2 separate regions of the Homo sapiens genome follow, and region 1 is linked to region 2. A link is an interaction called in ENCODE POLR2A ChIA-PET data of the cell type or tissue named here. Cell type or tissue: MCF 10A. All regions are shown on one strand.

Evidence for each region. ChIA-PET counts read pairs that join two places held together with the same protein. Peaks named below come from ENCODE experiments on the same cell type or tissue, not always from the same donor. Only the 100,000 strongest peaks of a DNase experiment are listed, where the experiment ranks them.
Region 1: POLR2A ChIA-PET joins it to region 2 with 10 read pairs; 3 of 35 experiments call an interaction of 5 or more read pairs at or near these places.

What each region holds. Positions count from the first base shown.
Region 1 is chr13:110,011,059-110,013,558 of GRCh38, forward strand. It overlaps a transcript of LINC03082 not described here. Among named protein-coding and RNA genes, the nearest start is that of LINC00396, 41 kb to the right of the region's middle. RefSeq lists an enhancer at 600-1,799. In MCF 10A, no CTCF peak of the experiment used is centred here; a DNase peak (open chromatin) is centred at 1,203.
Region 2 is chr13:109,790,219-109,792,718 of GRCh38, forward strand. LOC124903211 (WAS/WASL-interacting protein family member 1-like) reads left to right here. Exons shown (of 2, transcript XM_047430835.1): 2 at 1-778. Among named protein-coding and RNA genes, the nearest start is that of IRS2, 4.9 kb to the left of the region's middle. In MCF 10A, CTCF peaks have their summits at 1,311 (motif pointing left) and 1,530; a DNase peak (open chromatin) is centred at 1,293.

The sequences.
Region 1 (2,500 bases), 220 kb after region 2:
GGCACTTCCTCCCTTTCTACCCACATGAACATTATTTTACACACTTGATGCTGATTTGTTTTTCTAAGGGTTTGAAGGTCTAAATTATTGCACTGTTTCTCCTATCCAGTATCCTTGCTTAAATCAGTGGAAATGTAATTGATGCAAAATGGTATATTCTATTCAAAAGCATGTATTCATCTGGAATTGCTTTGGACCAGAAAATATTGTGAGGACAGACTGTCCCAATTTTATTCTTTATGTTCAAGGAACAAGTCATTTGAGGGTTCGGGGGGTGGGAGTTTCTAAGTAATAAAATATCAACACAAGCTAATTAAACAAAATATGGCTAAAAATCTTTTACTATTAGGGCTATAATTTGGCAGATAATCTTCATAAGGCATCTGATAATGCTTATTAGATTTTAAAATGTACCACTGATATTCTCACAAAATTTGATAATGGGAAAAATATTAATATGTTACAATGCCAGCATAAACAAATATATGGAATAGAAGTGACCTGGAGAGAATGTACTTGCCTTTGAGGAAGGTGCTTTTGATCAATCTTGGTCAGTAAAGACAGGAAACTCAGGAATATGAGGCCATGACACTCCCTGACGTTGACAGTAAAAAGGTGGTTAACATTAAAGAAACCATGAAGAAGAATCCCAATATATCAAATGTCATAGGAGCACTGAGGGGTTTTTAACTTTTAAGTCCAGGGGTGCATGTGCAGGTTTGGTACATAGGTAAACTTGTGTCATGGGGGTCTGTTATGCAGATTATTTCATCACCCAGGTATTAAGCCTAGTACCCATTAGTTCTTTTTCCTGATCCTCTCCCTTCTCCTCCCCTTCACTCTTCGATAGGTCCCGGTGTGTGTTGCTTCCCTCTATGTGTCCGTGTGTTCTCATCGTTTAGCTCCCGGTTGTAAGTGAGAACATGAGCACTGAGTTTTAATATGCAACAGATTTGTTTAGATGGTGAAGAATATCGCTGCTCAAAGGGTAACAGCCAATGGGTTCAGCATTGTTATCCTCGGAAATGGGCTAGGATTGAAATTCTTCAAGAAACCTCAGGCTAAAACACCATCTCTCAACCAGATCTCTCAGCCAGCAGCTCCATCAACAGACAACATTCTTCTCAAGCATATTCAGGAAGCACATTTGGAGGTTGTGACCACCACTGAGGATGAAATGACATCTGAGCTGGCAGGTCCCTGAGCCCCTGATCTATGCTGGCCTATGAGGAGCAAGAGAAGTAGGAAAAAGGGAATTATTAACCCACAGTATGAGTCACTAAATAATGATAATGCAAAGAATCTTAAATATCCTTCCTGTGGTTGAAATAACTGGGCAGGTCAAGAACAAGTTGTCAGTACTTATTCTTCCCTCCTACTCCTGAGTTCTTAGTCACTGCCTGAAACCTCTGACAAATCTGTCCTCGCTCTAAATACAGATAACGAATTCTGGTGTTTAGAGCCCATGAAAGCCCCTTTTTCTATTTCACATTTCTGGAAAAAATAATGAACATATTTCAATAGAATCCATGACAAATACAAGCCCATAATAATGTCTCAGGGACACATTGTTAAGGGATTAAATGTAGCTTAATTTTTAACATAAAACATACCATCCCTGTAAAGCAGGGAATTTTCAAAGAAAAGAAACTCAATCTCATCACTACTTTCCTTCCCCTAGACAGAACTTGTTTTCCTTTTCCCCAAGGGTCTTCTTTAGGTTTTTCTTTCCCATACATTGCTTTTTGTAAGGCTGGACATCAAGTAATACCACTTGCTCTTTCTTTTGAATTAAAACAAAGTCTAATCCTGATTTTGATCATTGTATTCGAGTAACAGCATTGCTTCTTTTGACTTCGATGTTGAGGAGAACTGAAGATGCAGATCACTTACACTTGAATAGTGCCTGCAGGAGTACCACCTTTCCCCATCTCTGATGCAGCAATAACCAGCCCTTCTGGGTAGAGCCCCCAGAGAGCACCAATGTGTGGCTCATTTGAGGCCTGGGCTTAGTAGTGTTCACTGTTCGAGAGATTACATGAATAACAAGTTGAATCTATGTTGTTTTCATAGGGACTAGAGTCCATTGGACAGTCTGCAGCTTTGTGGCAGTAGCACACTCTTGTCATTCAGCCAGTGCCATAATCTCACAAAGAATTAAAGAAGATAAAAATAAGCAGGTGGTCCCATCTATGATGTCGTTTATCTTTACAAGAAACATACGAATCTAGAAGGTTTGAGAAAAAATTAAAGGGCAGCTCTCACTCATACCCAAAGATCCTCCATTGCCCACAGGATGGACTTTCATTCCCCCAGAGTAATCGTGATAAATATTCAAAGATCTCACTGGGATAAGCACACATCTGCGAGACAATGGTCTGAGGTGGGCAGATCTAACCTGTAATCATGCTACACACTGAAATAGGGACCTGGTTCACGGTATTAAAAAATCAGATCCCAGAAAACAACATACCATTTTTTTTGCATTACTAGATGAATG
Region 2 (2,500 bases):
TCTAGGGTTTATAAGGAAACTTCTTGCACTTTACCAGCAAATTTATTTGCTAATGTTTCAACTGAAATTTCACAAGAGTTTTGTAACATGCTAACTCTGTGTATGGGCAACAGAATGACTTACATGAGAGAATATAACTGCTGTTTGGATCATTTGCTATGTATGGCATTGCAAACATTTAAAGTATCAGGATTTGTTAATGGAATTGATCAGCCCCTTGGAAATTATAAAGGCTTTCTACTTGTGTGTTTATTATTCTTGTTAAAAATATGGATCAGTCTCTTTCCTAAATGTTCATTTTATGAGGGAGGATTTTCTAAAATAAATGATTATTTAATGTGCATATATGATAGAACAAACTACTATAACTTTTTTAAAGTCTTATCAATTGAATTAATACTGTTTAGAAAAATATGTTGTAGTTACAAATGCAGCTAATCCAGTATTCTCAACATTTTTTCATTATAAATATAATTATGTTGAAGAAATACATAAATGCCCAATTAAAAAGTGACTGCGGTTAGGAGTTGAAAATATTTATTAATATGCCTCTGGATTTTGTTCTGTTTGAATTTTGAGAATGTGTTTCTAGATTTAAGAAGCAACACAAGCTTTTTTTCCCAGAAGGCTTCCTATTATTGAAATGGAAATTATACATTAATGACTGTATAACACTAGTAGATATTTTTAAAATGCAAGAGCATCTTCTTAGATCATTACTTTTCCTTGGAATGCTTGGCCCCTGTAATATAATACACCGGTATTTTGCATGATGAAATTGATGTCCTGTGTGTTGCTTCATGTTGCTATCCTAGCTGCCGATTAAAACGTTTTTTTTTTTTCATGCCAGAGCAGAACAAAATTGTCTGCTTCTCAATCTGCACATCATAAGCAGATGACATTAAAAATGTCTGTAAGATGACACAGCTATATTTTCTGGGAGAGGGCGGGAGGATGCTCAGCGAGGGTGGCCCGGAGTGTCCTTGTACAGAGTACAGATGTTATGAAGTGGGGAAGACCAGCCTGTGTTCATTGATTCACCTATTGATTCCAGGAGCAAGCTCACCCTGTTTCATACACTGCTCAGGAGGTAAACAGGAGGAAGGGAGCCAGCCTGGCTTTTTTGCCACATGCTCTGCTGTTTGGTAGAACTGTATTATAGTCAGAAACCTTCCGCTTTTCTGCAGTTGTTTGCATGCTGTTTCCAAGGCTAGCCCTCTGAGTCTGTTTTCTAGAGTTGTTTTGAAATTCAACCTAAAGATAACAGAGGAAATGTGACCCTCTCTTGTGAATGCTGCCACCAACTGGCAATGTTTCTTCCCAAGGCAGATTCAGGGTTCTGGCATGAGTTGTCACAAATACAGTGGTGGTTGCTTTGAGAGAAAGGTGCTTACAACCTGACATAAATTTGCTTTGCATGAAACTTTAAGGAAATTAATAGAAGTAAGATTAAACAAAGAAATTTTGATAGTGAGTGACTAAGAGCAATATCAGATGACAAATGAGGGAAGAGAACATTAATAAGTGCAATACTTTATTTTTTATGGTTGAATTAAGTATCAAGCAAATATGTTCATATTTTCTAATGCAATTTATATCCCAATTTGCATAGTTACTTATACAGTTTAATAGAAATGTATATCACTGCCCACTTAAGAGTTTAGAATACTAGCCAACAAAATAAAAACAAGAATCTAAATTCAGTATTATTTTAGAATGTTTACCTAATCAAAAATAAGTTATAATCAAGATTTGCTTATCTGGCAAGCCAAGTGTTTTTTAATTGTATTTCTCCCCTACATTGACCTTTAAGTCTCACATTCTTTTTAGGATAAGCCAAAGTCATCTTGAAAGATTGAAAAGCAAATTGGAAAAAGTAAGATAGGAAAGAAAACATACTCTGAAAATGACACATAACAAAAATGTATTTTAAAAACATAAATAACAAATGGCAATAAGCATCGAATGTCACTATCTTTTTGATTGCGTAAAATTATTTGAACTTACATACTCATTACTAATTTGGCAATTCTAAATTTACAAATTACACCTTCCTTCTTAACTGCTTTATTCTCAATCTTTAGGCATTGCAAATAGAAGATATTCAAGTTAGTCAAAGTGTTCAGAGCTGTTATTCAATAGAGTGAAGGGATCTGAAAACTTATTTGCTACTGAACATGTCGTTGAGGTACTTTTATGGATGAAAAAAAGTTGATATATAAAATATCAATAATAGTAATAGCTTGTGAGAGTAGTTTGTCAGTATACTCACAAAGATCATGAATTTGACGCTTACTAGTATGAGGGATAAATAAAAAACATTTTATAATATGTAGCTACCATAAAGATACGATTATGACACAACTGAGAATTGAGCGGTCTTTTAATTCTCCTTTTGAGTAATCTTTACCAACCTGTCCTCTGAGCCTCCGTGTATATGCTATGTTTAAGACCAATGATTAGCTATTTATACATGAATTTTCCATTTTTCCTTGTTCAA